Regions from separate parts of the Homo sapiens genome. Here region 2 is linked to region 1. A link is an interaction called in ENCODE POLR2A ChIA-PET data of the cell type or tissue named here. Cell type or tissue: PC-9. All regions are shown on one strand.

Evidence for each region. Peaks named below come from ENCODE experiments on the same cell type or tissue, not always from the same donor. Only the 100,000 strongest peaks of a DNase experiment are listed, where the experiment ranks them.
Region 2: POLR2A ChIA-PET joins it to region 1 with 6 read pairs; 1 of 35 experiments calls an interaction of 5 or more read pairs at or near these places.

The regions. Positions count from the first base shown.
Region 1 is chr5:37,269,755-37,277,754 of GRCh38, forward strand. No RefSeq gene overlaps it. Among named protein-coding and RNA genes, the nearest start is that of CPLANE1, 24 kb to the left of the region's middle. In PC-9, no CTCF peak of the experiment used is centred here; a DNase peak (open chromatin) is centred at 3,007; H3K27ac peaks cover 1,926 bases.
Region 2 is chr5:36,924,169-36,932,168 of GRCh38, forward strand. All of the region lies in intron 1 of NIPBL (NIPBL cohesin loading factor), which reads left to right. Among named protein-coding and RNA genes, the nearest start is that of NIPBL, 51 kb to the left of the region's middle. In PC-9, no CTCF peak of the experiment used is centred here; a DNase peak (open chromatin) is centred at 4,953; H3K27ac peaks cover 2,273 bases.

The sequences.
Region 1 (8,000 bases):
TCCATTGTATTTATTTTTTATTTTTATTTTTATTTCTGAGACAGAGTCTTGGTTTATCGCCCAGGCTGGAGTGCAGTGGCTCAATCCTGGCTCACTACAACCTCCACCTCCCAGGTTCAAGCAATTCTCCTGTCTCAGCTTCCCAGTAGCTAGGATTACAGGCACCCGCCACCACGCCTGGCTAATTTTTGTGTTTTTAGTAGAGATGGGGTTTCACCATGTTAGCCAGGCTGGTCTTGAACTCTTGACCTCAGGTGATCCACCCACCTTGGCCTCCCAAAGTGCTGGGATTACAGGCATGAGCCAAACTGCCTGACCTATTTCCATTGTATTTAAATTTTGTAGTTGAGTGACTGTGGTTGCCACTCTTAGATCTGACATACAGAGAAGAGGAATGACAGGGCTCTTCAAAGATACAGGTGCTGCCCTCAGAAATCTATTTAGCAAGGCATTGGTCAAGGCTATATCTTCTGGATCCTCCCAGCTGGGATGAGTAGGTCTAAAGTCACTAATGCACTCCACCATCCCAATCTCCCTAAGCCATTTGATCCCTTCCTCTACATTAAACCAAGGGAAATCAGGCATTTTAGCACACTCACAGTGGACCATATTTTAATACATATTTCTGCTAACCAAGCAAGTAAACAATTAGAACCTTTTTTAACTCCCCAAGCTGCAACATTAAAAGCAGAGTCCTTACTTAGTGGGCCAAATCAATAAATTCAGCCTGATCCAATTCTATGTTTCTTCCACAATTATCCCATATCCTTAGTATCCATTCCACTGCCTGTTCTCCGGGTTTCTGTTTCTATAAATTAGAGAACTCAAACAGCTCCTTTCGAGTGTAGTGCACCTCCTCATGGGTCACACTCTCAACCTCACATCTAGGGGCCCACTAGGACTTTAGTCTCATTATAGGTCTTGAAGCAAACAGAGGTGTTGGGGGTAGCTCCTGAAGAGAATCAACATTATCTTGCCTGGCAGCTGCCTCAGGGGAGGCCATCGCTATTGCCTCAGGCAGTGCAGGGTTTATCTCCTTAGACAAAGGTGGAAAGGCTGATGGCAGCATGGGTCGAGGAGAGGATGCTGCTACTACTGGGGATGGGGAAGCTGTTCCTTCTGGCAAAAAACGTTCATCAGAGTTTACAAACTCAGTGTCCCCGACTTCATCAGGGTCCTCCCACAAATCCACATTCCAAGTTTCAGGGTCCCAGTCTTTTCCCATGAATGCCCTCACTTTAACAGTAGACACCTGGCAAAGCTGTACATGTATCTTTCATTGGGGGTCAGCCACTCACATGTTAAGAGCTTGTATCTGTTTTTCCACAATTTCAGTTTTCTCTACAGGAGATACGACTCTCACTCAGGGCAATCTTAGCAGATTTGAGGCTCAGTATCTGTTTCTGAAGCCAGGAGACAGAATCCCTGAGTTTATCATTTTCTTTCATCACTTTGTCCATTGAACTTAGAAGCAACCAACCAGCTTCATTATGTTCCTTGGTTCTCCACATATGGTCAAAGATATTATGTATAGAGTCACTAAACTCTTTGCCTCTCATGAGTGGTGAATCAGGTGTGCCAAATGCATTTATTTTGTATAACTCTCTAAACAGTTCACACCAAGGACTATCAGTGTTCTCCATACTATTAGAAGTAGAGTCCTTAGCATTTTTGGGTCTAATCATATTAAGCAGCCAAATCCAGAAACCCCAAAAATGAAAGAACTCCATCCTTAACATTCTGTTCCTCTAGAACCACTCCTGGTACCAAAATCTGTATTAGTCAGGGTTCTCTAGAGGGACAGAATAGAAGATACACACACACACACACACACACACACACACACACACACACACACACACGGGAGTTTATTAAGTATTAACTCACACGATTACAAGGAATCACAATAGGCTGTCTGCAAGCAGAGGAGCAAGGAGAGACAGTCCGAGCCCCCACAAATGAAGAACTTGGAGTCCAATGTTCGTGGGCAGGAAGCAACCAGCATGGAAGAAAGATGTAGGCTGGGAGGCTATCCTTTTCACGTTTTTCTGCCTGCTTTACATTCGTTGGCAGCTGATTATATTGGGCCCACCAGGTTAAGGGTGAATCTGCCTTCCTCAGTCCACTGACTCAAATGTTAGTATCTTTTGACAACACCCTCACAGCCACACCCAAGATCAATACTTTGTATCCTTCGATCCAATCAAGTTAACACTCAGTACTAACCATTATACCATTCATCCATTGATGGAAAAGCAGTTGATTTCAACCTGATTTGGGGTATCTAATTATTAGGGTACTTGATATAATAAATTTTTAAATGTATCAGGAAGCTAAAGAACGAGTCATGAATAAACAAAAAATATTCATTATACCATATGGATACCATAGCATATTTCATCCATTCTAAAATGTGGATGAAATATGGGGAAAAAGTAGGGGAACCTCTACTTCTCAACTTAACATCTGAAACTGGGATCAGTTGTATAACACTTGTTAGTAATTGCCTCTGCATGTGCATCATAACTTGCAGAATGGCCGTCGCCCACTTGGCAGAAATTTCTTGAGTCCATAACAGAATGCCCTTAAGAAATACCTCATCACCAACATTCTTGATGGTCAGATGTTGATATTTGTTAAGGTCTTTAAAGAGTCTGAGATTTTACCCTCCTCGCAAGCTAACAAGCTACCTGTTAAATTGTGTGGATCTAAGCATGGGGTGGATGCTGGCAGAAAACATGAGACTCCAGGGGTTAGAGAAAAAAGGCTGCATTTTTCAAGTCAAAAGCAATAGGCAGAATGTTCAGGTGATGTTCATGAGGTTTCCCAAGCCTCCCAATTCCCACAGGGACAACACAGGTGGCCTAGATGGACAAATTGGGTTGTGTTACAGGAGAAAAAAGTTGAGCTGGGAGATTTATCATTTTTACAGTGAGTGGCAAATAGGCTGGCTCACTGTTGGGACATTACCTCAGCAAACACCACCCTAAGAAATAGCTAAGGAAGGAGTGGTCAGGGCCTTGCATTCTTGGCATACCCTGCAAGGGCGTGGGGCACTCAAGGTCATGGTGTAGTCTTTCCCATCAATATTGTGTTAGAAAACAGACATCAGTATCTGAATTCAAAAATGGTTTAGAAGAATTAGTCTATCAATATAAAATTATTTTTAATATACCTTAACTAATTTATTTAGTTTCTGTTTTCTTTTTATGAATGTACAACAATAATATGATAAAAATCTATCTTAATAATCTAAAGAACTCTTTCAATAAATGTAAAATAAAAATTCTTTTTTTTTTTTTTTTTTTGAGATGGAGTCTCACTCTGTTGCCAGGCTGGAGTGCAGTGGCACGATTTTGGCTCACTGCAACCTCTGCCTCTCAGGTTCAAGCGATTCTCCCGACTCAGCCTCCTGAGTAGCTGGGACTATAGGCACTTGCCACCACGCCCAGCTAATTTTTTGTATTTTTTGTAGAGACGGGGTTTCACCAGGTTGGCCAGGATGGTCTCCATCTCTTGACTTCGTGATCCACCCGCCTCGGCCTCCCAAAGTGCTGGGATTACAGGCGTGAGCCACCGCGCCCGGCCAAAATAAAAATTCTAAATGACGAGAATGAGAATTCATTGTCAGTTTAAGTTTAATTGGCAACATTTTTTCTTTCTTTTCTTTTCTTTTCTTTTCTTTTTTTTTTTTTTTGAGATGGAGTCTCACTCTGTCACCCAGGGTGGAGTGCAGTGGCACAATCTTGACTCACTGCAACCTCTGCCTCCCACGTTCAAGCGATTCTCCTGTCTCAGCCTCCGGAGTAGCTGGGACTACAGGCGCCCACTACCACGCCCGGCTAATTTTTGTATTTTTAGTAAAGGCGGGGTTTCACCATGTTGGTCCGACTGGTCTCAAACTCCTGAACTCATGATCCGTCTGCCTCAGCCTCCCAAGGTTCTGGGATTACAGGCGTGAGCCACCGTGCCCGGCCTACATTTTTTCTTTCTTGGTAATTCATAAACTGATGGTGTCTTAAACTGATGATGTCTTGCAATTGATGACATTTGAGACTAGATTAAATATTTAATGTTTCTCATTATTATGTATGCGATTTATCTCACTGTAATTTCTAATTTTTATTGTTGGAATGTGGCAATACAGTTTAGTCAATTTACCTTGCAGTTTTGCTAGTTCTCTTATTCTATTATTTTATCAAATTGTTTTTGGTAGTTCACTTGGTTTTTCAAAATATGCAATCATGTTGCCTTCATATGGAAATATTGTTTACATTTTTACTTGACCAGCCTGGGTAACGTGGTGAAACCCCATCTTAAATACAAAAAAAAAAAAAAAAAAATTAACCAGACATGGTGGCATGTGCCTGTAGTGCCAGCTACTCAGGAAGCTGAGGTGAGAGGATCACTTGAGCCTGGGAGGTTGAGGCTACAATAAGCCCTGATTGCACCACTGCACTCCAGCCTGGGTGACAGAGTGAGACACTGTCTCAAAACAAACAAACAAACAAACAAACAAACAAACAAATACCAGCATCTGCATTATTGTGTTCACTGGAAATGGTGTGGTTGTATAGACTCTAGCCCTTTCTCTTCAGTATATGAATTAACAGAACAAATACACTGGCAAAAATAGTAACTGTGATAAAATGTGAAAACAATGTATAATTTGATTTGCAAAATTCTATAACTTGTAAAAGATGGTGTTGCCATAGTCTGGATATTAAATCTTGTTTTTAAACACATGGAATTTAGGAATTAATGTGAATTTAAATCACTCCCTATAAGTGATATAATCATATAATTATGTCCTTTTGTCTCCATTTAGGTGACCTAGTACATTAATAATTTTAAAATTATATCAAATTATCTTTCATTATACAATATGTATCTTAATCTGCTCAGCAAACAATTGGTAAGTCTCCAATTACTTGTAGACTACTTGTTAGACTGGGAAACTGATACAAAGGTAAACAAGACACAGTGTTTCCCCTTTAAAAAAAAAGTCATAGGCCAGGTGTGGTGGGTCCCCTCTGTAATCCCAACACTTTGGGAGGCCGAGGCAGGTGGATCAGGAGGTCAGTGGCCGGTTCCTGCCTTAACTGATGACATTACCTTGTGACATTCCTTCTCCTGGACAATGAATATCAGAAGCTCCCCACCGAGCACCTTGTAACCCCCGCCCCTGCCAGCAAGAGAACAACCCCCTTTAACTGTAATTTTCCACTACCTACCCAAATCCTATAAAACTGCCTCACCCTTGTCTATCTCCCTTTGCTGACTCCTTTTTTGGACTCAGTCCGCCTGCACCCAGGCGATTAAAAAGCTTTATTGCTCACACAAAGCCTGTTTGATGGTCTCTCTCCACATGGACGTGTGTGACAGGAGTTCAAAACCAGCCTAGCCAACATGTTGAAATCCCATTGCTACTAAAAATACAAAAATTAGCCAGGCATGGTGGTGGGCACCTGTAATCCCAGCTACTCAGGAGGCTGAGACAGGAGAATTGCTTGAACCTGGGAGGCAGAGGTTGCAGTGAGCCAAGATCATGCCACTGCACTCCAGGCTGGGCAACAAAGAGTGAAACTCAGTCTCAAAAAAAAAAAAAAAGTTGTATGTTTAAATGCTTGAGCATTTAAATATTAGACATTAAGTGATTCATAATAATTCAGTCAAATAGTGTTTAGTTTTTTATTTCTACATTTTAATAGTAAAATGTATATGTACAGAAGTATATATAAAATATGTATGTAAAGTTAATAAAATATGGAGTAAACATCATGAAAATACCACCGAGGTCAAGAAAGAGAAGATTGCTAGCTTTCTCTTTCTCAGAGAAGATTGCTAGCTTGTCGTGCTCCTTGGAGGTAAGCATTTAGACTTTTTTTTTTTTTTTTGACACAATCTCACTCTGTCACCAAGGCTGGAATGCAGTGGTGTCATCATAGCTCATTGCAGCCTTGACCTCCCTGGCTCAAGTGATCCTCCCACCTCAGCCTCCCAAGTTGCTGGGATACCACCAGGTGGCTAATTTTTTTTTTTTTTAAATAAAGGTAGGGCCCAGGCTATGTTGCCCAGGCTAGTCTCAAACTGCTAGGCTCAAGTGAGCCTCCTGCTGTGGCCTCCCAAATTGCTGGGATTACAGACATGAGCCACTGTACCTGGCCCATTAGACCAAATTTTATGATATCTTTTGTTTCTCTATGGTTTTTGCCAATTATGTATACATATCTAAACAATATGGGGCAGGGTTATTATTATTATTTTTGCTCTGTTTGAAATGTGAGTAAATGGAGTCGTAGTGCAGATACTCTTTTTGTTACTTAATTATTTCACTTAACATATTGTTGCTTATCATGCCATGGTTGTCCATTGCATGAATACACCACAGTTTATTATTTATTCATCTAATTATGGAAATTTTTATTGTTTCCAGTTTGGGGCTAGTATGAGTGAAGCTGCTCTGAACGTTATTGTGCAAGTTTTTCTGTGGACGTAGGTTTTTATTTCTCTTGAGTAACTATCGAGGAGCAAATCACTAGGGATTTCTGAGTTACATGAATACATGGTTAACTTTAAAAGAAACTGCCAAACCGTTTTTTTTCCTTTTTTTTTTTTTTTGAGATGGAGTTCCACTCTTGTTGCCCAAGCTGGAGTGCAATGGCGTGATCTCAGCTCACTGCAATTTCCACCTTCCTGGTTCAAGCGATTCTCCTGCCTCAGCCTCCCAAGTAGCTGGGATTACAGGCACACACCACCACTCCTGGCTAATTTTTTTTATATTATTAGTAAAGACAGGGTTTCATCATGTTGACCAGGCTGGTCTTGAACTCCTGACCACAGGTGATCCGCCCACTTCGACCTCCTGAAGTGCTGGGATTACAGGCGTGAGCCACTGTGTCAGACCTAAACCGTTTTCCAAATTGGCTGTACTATTATTTTGTATTCAAACTAACAACATATGAGTTCCAGTTACTCCACATCCTTGCCAATGCTAGAAATGGCCAATCTTTTTAATTTGAGTAACTTGTGGATGTGTAGTCACACATCTTATTATACTTTCAATTTGCCTTTCTCTACTGAGTAACAATGTTGACCATTTTCTCAGTGCTTATTGCCATCCATGTATCTTCTTGGACAAAGTAGCCAAATCTTTTGCCCATTTTTTTTTGGAAGGGTAGGGGCTGTCTCCTTATTGAATTGTGAGATTATTATAAATATATTATGTATTATTATTATTTTTGAGACTGAGTCTAGCTCTTTTGCCCAGGCTGGAGTGCAGTGGAGTGATCTCCACTCACTGCAGCGATTCTCCTGCCTCAGCCTCCTGAGTAGCTGGGACTACAGGCGCCCACCACCGCGCCCAGCCAATTTTTGTATTCTTAGTAGAGACAGGGTTTCACCATGTTGGCCGGGCTGTGCTTGGACTCCTGACCTCAAGTGATCTGCCCACCTCAGCCTTCCAAAGTGCTGAAATTATAGATGTGAACCACAGTGCCCGGCCAGTATTATATATATTTTAGATACAACTACTTTATATCTATAGTTTGTAAATATTTTATTCCAGTTTGTAGTTTGCCTTTTCAGTTTCTTTCGAAGAGCGGATGTTTTTCATTTTGACAAAATCCAATTTAGCAACTTTTTCCTGATTAAAGTTTTTGTGTTCTGAGAAATCTGCCTGGCTGGGTGCAGTGGCTCATGCCTGTAATCCCAGCACTTTGGGAGGCCGAGGTGGGTGGATCATCTGAGGTCAGGGGTTCGAGACCAGCCTGGTCAACATGGTGAAACCCTGTCTCTACTAATAATACAAAAAAATTAGCCGTGCATGGTGGCGCATGCCTGTAATCCCAGCTACTCGGGAGGCTGAAGCAGGAGAATCGCTTGAACCCAGAAGGTGGAGGTTGCAGTGAGCTGAGACCACGCCACTGCTCTCCATTCTGGGTGATAGATCGAGACTCTGTCTCCAAAAAAAAAAAAAAGAAAGAAAGAAAGAAGGCTAG
Region 2 (8,000 bases), 350 kb before region 1:
AACTAATATCCAAATTTTTGATCTTTAAATGTTACAACTGCAGTAAGCATGGAATATTATTGAAATAAATTTAAATATAACTGTTTAATAAATTATTAATTATGGATGATTAATAAAATGTTTAGTGTGTTACTGAATGTTTCTTGAGAAAATTTTATATCAGTTTAAATAGTTTTGTAGCTTGTCAGCATTACAGAATTTTTTATTTTTTTATTGTGTCATTAAGTGTAGTGGTTAAGAACATAGGCCTGGAGTAAGATTTGAATTCATATTCTGATTGTGGTCTTTATTAGCTGTGTGAACTTAGGCAAATTACTGTAACCTCTTTGAAAAGGCTTCCATTTCTATAATAGTTTGCCAGCTGGTTTGGTCAGGAACACTGTATTGTCTTGTGTATAGGTGTATCCACAATGTCTGGTACCTTGTAGGTACTCACTAAATTTTTAATGAAATGAATGATAACTGCTTTGGATGATTGCCATGAAAATTAAATGATGATATGAATGTAAAGCAGCTAGTAATGTACATAGCTGACACTAACTGCTGTTATTATCAACAGTGACAGAAAATCTCCAGTCTAGCTAATACAAGAAATAGATTTTTCCTCAGACTCTCATCTCACATTCCCTTTTAAGATTTCCTTGTCCTATCCCCACCCCAGACGTTTCCATTTTGCTTTTATTTTCTATAATAATTCCTGGGGGCCTCTATTAAAGGCCTTTTTCTTTGACTACTTACATCCATTATACCAGTATCTTTGTCAGTAAAATTTTATATATCTTTTATTCTGTCATCAGGTTAAGAAACAATAATTGTATTTTTAAAGGAAAATATTTTACGATGCTACTAAGCAGTTACTTTGTCCACTTATGCAGGTATTTCATAAGTATGAAGTAGGGAGGTCAATATCTGTCTGACAGGAATCTGCTGAAGATTAATGTTATCTAGCAGAATGCTTGGCATATAGAAGGTACTCAAATAAGTGATGCTATCTATTAATAGCATTGATAGTAATACTTTAAAACACTCTTTTCTAGTATATCATATCTCCAAATTTAATATTTATTGTCTTTTACACTTATTTTACATACATTAATTCATTACTTTTTTTTTTTTTGAGATGGATTTTCACTCTTGTTGCCCAGGCTGGTGTGCAATGGCGTGATCTCGGCGCACTGCAACCTCCGCCTCCTGGGTTCAAGTGATTCTCCTGCTTTTGCCTCCTGAGTAGCTGGGATTACAGGCATGTACCACCACACCGGCTAATTTTGTATTTTAGTAGAGACGGGGTTTCACCATGTTTGCCAGGTTGGTCTCGAACTCCCGACCTCAGGTGATCCATCCACCTCGGCCTCCCAAAGTTCTGGTATTAAAGGCATGAGCCACCGCGCCCAGCCAGTTCATTAATTTTTAAAATAACTCTGAGGTAGGCACTATTATCCTCACTTTATATTTGAGGAAACCCTCAAAGAGACTAAGTAAATAACTTAAAGTCTTTCAACTAGTACGTGGCAGAATTATAATTAAAAACCTGTTTTTGCCACTATTGCATATTGTTAGAAGGCTGTTTCTTCTTGAGGCTGAGCTAAGAGAACATATATCCATCCTACGTAACTTACAGTTCCCATTGTCTGTTCATTTGCCTATATTCTACTCACATTTCCTGCTTTCCATTCTTACTTATTTCTGTCCAACTAGACCAAGAACATAATATTCTATACCCTGTCTCCCAAACTTCTAAGTCATGGATTTGTTTTAACCTCCTGCTATGCTCATTTAGCTAGGTATCATTTATGAATATTTTCTTCTCATTTTCGTACCCATTCTCAAGTCTAATTCATTGATGACTCAGTCACGTCAGTAGTTTCTCCATTACCATGGCAATACCTTCCTGAATATGAGAATAAACATATATCCTGACTTAATTCCTTTGGCTCACTCTGTGAATTCTTTACCACTTTTGAACACTGTAAATGTACCTTTGAGAACTTCTTTGTTGCCAGTTTGATTTAAAAACAAAACAAAAAAATGTTACTGACTGTTCCAGTTATCTGTTGCTGTGTAACAAACTACTCCCCATACTTAGTGTGGTTTTAAAATAACAGCCATTTTCCTATGTCTCACGATTTTGTGGGTCAGGAATTTAGGCAGGGCTTGGCTTTGTTCATGTGGTGGTGATGGAGGTTACTTGGAGGTATTCAGCTGGTAGATGGGCTGGCCAGAATAGTTCCAGATGGCTTTACCCATATAAGTGCCGCCTTGGTAGAGACAGCCAAAAGGCTCGATTCAGCGGAGACATCATGTGTAGCATCTGCATACAGCATCATCAGCATGGCTTTTTCATGGTCATGTGATATTTAACATAGTGGATCAGGGTTTCCAAAAAGTATTGTCAACATGCTTATTTGAAAGCTGTAAGATTTCTTATCACCTAGCCCCTTTCTGCTGCATTTTATTCACCATGCATGTCACAAAGGTCAGCCCAGATTCAAAGGAGAGGAATTAGCCATTACCTCAATATGAGGACTAGCAAATAATTTGTGGTTTTTATTTTTTATTTTTGTGGGTACATAGTAAGTATATATATTTATGGGGTATGTGAGATATTTTGGTATAGGCATGCCATGAGTACTAATCATGTGGTTTTTAATCTGCCACATTGAATTAAACCAATTATTTTAGATTGTGTAAATTCAAGTTGAAAAAAATTGGTAATAGGGCAAATGGTTTCATGTATTTTTTTACCGGGAACAAATTTAAACAGTTATTAGAATCAGAGCACCTATAATGGGAGTCAATTTTTCCTGAAGCTGAACCAAAATGTTTATTGGTTTGATTTGAAAGGAGAAGTTGGTTTTGTTGACGTTAGAACTATAAACACTTTTTCCTATAAATATGTATATTCTCCCTCTAATATTTGCTTTATGATTAACAGTGTACTATCATCTGCTTTTGTATCACGACTTGAGTTCAAGAGTTGTAGGTGTATGAGATCTGAGAAAAGAAAGAATCCTCCACTCCATTTCATTTAATGTTATATTCTCACCAATTTATATAACACTTACATATTATAAGTATTGTTTTCTCAAGGAGGATACAGGCATATTTTACTGAGAGGAGAAAAGAATATCAAGGCGGATTTTTGGTTTAAAATGTTATTCATATTCTAAACTTGTAGATCATTATAAGGATTTTGCCTTTGCTCTGAAAAAGTCATTGAAGGATTTCAAAAAGAGTGACATGATCCAACCTGTATTTTAATAGAATCTCTGATTGCTATGTTTAACTGCCAAGGAGTGCAAGAGTGAAAAAGACCAATTAAGAGTCTGGGAAGGGAGCATGGTGGCTTGGAAATGGTCGAATTTTGGATATATTTTGAAGGTAGAGACTCACGATCCAAAAGTTGTGTAAAAAAGATAGGAGTCAAGGATAATAAGATTTTTGGCCAAAGGAACTGGACAAATGAGTTGTCTTTAATCAAAATTAGGAGTATTGTAGAAGAAGCACGAAGAACAGTATAAGGAATTTATTTTGGAAGTAAGTTTGAGATGGTTGTTAGACATCCAAATGGAGATATCAAATAGGCAGTTGGATATACCAGTCTGGAGTTCAGGAGAGAGGTCCAGGCTGGAGTCTTTAATATATATAGTGTTTAAAATCCTTGAGACATGGAAATCACCAAGGGAGAATAAAGTGGTAAAGGAGACGGGTTTCGCCATGTTGGCCAGGCTAGTCTCAAAATCCTGGCCTCAGGTGATCCACCTGCCTCAGCCTCCCGAAGTAGATTACAGCCATGAGCCACCATGCCCGGCTGCAGTGATTTTTTTTTTTTAAATTTTCTACCACTTTCTTTCAATAAAACCATACTCGATGCACAAAAAGAGCAGGAAAGTCAGGAGACTGGGAAGCTTTGCAACTAACTTTGAATGTGTGGTCTTGAACACGTAATTTCATCTTTTTCTTATCTGTAAAACGAAGAGATTGGACTAGATTATTTGTAAGATGCCTTCCTACTTTAATATATCAGTGAATCTTTTCAAAACAGGGTAATTATATTGAATGTAACTGTCATCCTAGGGTAAGTGAAGTAGTCTTTAACTACATGCAGGTGACAGTTTGTAAGCTTGCTTAAAAACATGATTGCTTTGCCTATTCTTCTCAAGAAATTTTAGTCAAGTGCAAGTTAGAGCTAATTAATACAACCAAATCACAGTGTTTGTTTTTGCATTCCCAGAAATTGTTAGTACTGTATATGATCAGTATGTACAATAAATGTTTTTACTAACTAAAAAAATTTCTTAAGGAAAAATATATTGACCTAAGGAGAAATGTTTAGAGCTAGATAAAGGAGATTAATATCTCTAGATGCAATTTTACTTTACAACGTTATTGAGGTATGATCCGCTTAATATAAAGTTCACCTGTTTAAGTATACAATTTAATGGTTTCTAGTTTTAGAACCTTTTCATCAGTCCCCAAATTTTCCTCAAGCCTATTTGCAGTGAGTTCCCAACTCCCACAGCCCTCTCCAGTCCTGGCAACTACTGATCTGCTCTTTGTTTCTATAAATTTTTCTGGACATTTCATCTAAAAAGAATTATATGTAGTATTTTGCATCTGGCTTCTTTCACTTTGCATGTTTTGAGGTTCATTTATGACATAACGTATCAGTATTTTGTTCTTTTTTATTGCTGAATGGTAGTTCATTGTATTATGATATTTTGTTTGTCTATACACTAGTTGGTAGATACTTATATAATTTCCAGTTTTTTACTTTTATGAGTAATACTTTTTTGAGCATTCATGGAGAAATCTTTGTGTAGACATACGTTTTTATTTATCTTGGATACATTCCTAAGAATGGAATTGCTGGGTCATATGATAATTAACTTTTTAAGAAACAGCCAAACTGTATTCCAGTGTGGCTGTATCATTTTACATTTCTACCAGCAGTGTGTAAGGGTTCAAGTTTCTCTACATCTTCACCAACAGTTAATAGTGTCTTTTTTTATAACATTATGACAGTTTAATGGATGTGTCATGGTATCATTGTGGTTTCAGTGAGAATATACCTAATGACTAATGATACTGAGCACTTTTTTTTATATGTTTATAAGCCATTCACATGTGTTCTTTGGTGAAGTGATATTGAGCACTTTTTTTTGTATATTTATAAGCCATTCATATGTGTTCTTTGGTGAAGTGTCTTAAGTAAGTTCTTTGCCCATTTTCAAAGTTGTGTTATCTTCTTGTTCACTAGTGAGAGTTCATTTAAATTCTGAATACAAGAGCTTCATCAGATTTGTGATTTGGCAATATTTTCTCCCAGTCTATGGCTTGTCTTTTCATTTTCTTATTGATATCATTTGAACTATGAAAATTGTTAACTTTAATGAAATCCAGTTTATCAGTTTTATCTTTTATGGCTCATGTTTTTGTTATCTAAGAACTCTGCCTTGTTTTTGTCATCTAAGAACTCTGCCTGACCTAAGGTCACAGATGTTTTCTCCTATATTTTCCTTTAGATGGTTTATAGTTTAAGCTCATACATTTAGGTATTTGATCCATTTGAATTAATTTTTGTGTATGGTATAAGTTAATGGTCTGTTTTTAAATTTATTTTTGCATGTAAATGTCCAGTTATCTAAAAATCATTTGTTGACAAGACTGTCTTTTATTCCATTGAATTTTGTGGGCATCTTTGTGAAAAATCTAACATAAATACAAAGATTTATTTCTGGACTCTAGATTCTCTTCATTGATCAATCCGTATACCTGTCCTTATATTAATAGCACACAATCTTGATTACTGTAGCTTCATAGTAAGTTTTGAAATTGGGTAGTATAAGTTCTCCAACTTTTTTCTTCACTAAATTATTTTGGCTATTCTAGATCCTTTGTATTTTCCTATAAAGTTAGGATCAGCTTATTTCTATGGAAAAAAAACAGCTGGGATTTTGAAAAAGATTATGTTGAATCTATAGATCAATTTGAAGAGAATTACCATATTAACAATTTTGAGTCTTCTAATTTATGAGCATGGAATGTTTTAGATCTTTTTGGCTCAGCAGTGTCTTATAACAGTGTGCAAATACAAATCTTATACTGATTTTTAAAAATTTATTCCCAAATATTCTTCATGGTCCTAGTTTGAATGGAATTGTTTTCTTAATTTCATTTTTGCATTTTTGCTAGAATATAGAAATACAACTGATTTTTGTATGTTGATTTTCTATCTTGTGATCTAGCTGAGCTTTTTTTTGATTCTAGTTGTTCGTTGGTGGTTTCTTAGGATTTTCTACATACTGGACAGTGTCATCTGATAATGCAGTTTCATTTCTTCCTGTCTAATCTGAATGCATTTAATATCTTTTTAAGTTTTTTTCTTAAAATGTGTTACTTTTTGGTGTTTTGCTGTACTAACTAAAACCTACAGGACAATATTCAGTGGAAGGAATAAGAACAGGCATTTTTGTTTTTCTCCTGATAGGGAAGTTAGCTGTAGAATTTTCATAGATGCTCTTTATTAGGTTGAAGAAGAGCCTTTTTATTTCTAATTTTTGAGAGTTTTAAAAAATAGTGGTTGTTGGATTTTGTCAAGTGTTTTTCTGTGTCTTTCAAAATGGTCATGTAGCTTTAGTTGCTATTTCTATTAATAAGATGTTTTACATTAATTTATTTTTAGATGGTTAACCACCCTTGCATTCACAGGATAAATCCCATTTGGTCATAATGTGTAGTCATTTTTATATGTTGATGAATTTGGTTTGCCAGTTTTTAAAAAATAATTTTTGTATGTGTGTTCATGAGGGATATTGGTCTGTAGTTTTCTTGCATTGTCTCTGTCTGGCTTTGGTGATACCAGACTCAGCTGGGAAATATTCTCTAGTTTATAAAACAGTTTATAAAAGTTTGCTATTCTTTCTTATATATTTCATAAAAATCATTGGTGAGATCGTCTGTGCCTAGGCTTTCTTAGTGTGAAGATTTTTAATAAGTAGTTCAGTTTTCTTATTTGTTAGGGATCTATTCAGAGTTTCTATTTCTTGTTGAGTCTGTTCTGGTAATTTGTCTTTTGAAGAATTTCCTTTTTTTTTAATATAAGTTGTGTAATTTGTTGGCTTAAAGTTAATATTCCCTTTTAATTCTTTCTTTTTTTATTTTTTTGAAAAGGAGTCTCACTCTGTCACCCAGGCTGGAGTGCAGTGGTGTGATCTCGGCTCACTGCAGCCTCTGCCTCCTAGGCTCAAGTGATCTTCCCACCTAACCCTCCTGAGAAACTAAGACCACAGGTGCATGCCACCATGCCTGGCTAATTTTTGTATTTTCTATAGAGACGAGGTTTTTCCTTGTTGCCCAGGTTGCTCTCGAACTCCTGGACTCAAATGATCTGCCCACCTTGGCCTGGAAAGTGCTGGGATTATAGGCATGAGCCATCACACCGGGCCTTCCCTTTTAATTTCTAAAGTATTGGTAGTGATTTCCTCTCCTTCATTTCTGATTTTGGTAATTTGTGTCTGTTCTCTCTTACTTTCCTGATCATTCTATTTAAGACATTGTCAATTTTGTTGATTATTTTTTAAGAACTAATTTTTGAATTCATTCGTATGTCTCTGGTTTTTTTTTTTTTTGTTTATTTTTACTTTTATCTTTATTTTTTTCTTCTTCCTGTTTTTGATTTTGTTTACACTTTTTCTAGTTTCTTAAGGTATGGAAGCATAAATACTGATTCGAGGCTGTTCTTTCTAATATGGGCATTTAAAGCTATAAATATTCCTATAAAACTGCTTTAGCTGTATCCCATGAAGTTTAATATGTTGTGATTTCATTTTCATGCAGTTTTAAGTATTTAATTTCTCTCATGATTTCTTCTTTGACCCATTGATTTTCTCAGATTTCTTTCGGTTATGGGTTTTAATTTTATTCTTTTGTTGTCAGGGAACACCCTTTATATGATTTGTTGTAAATTTAATGAGATTTATTTCATGGTCCAGCATGTG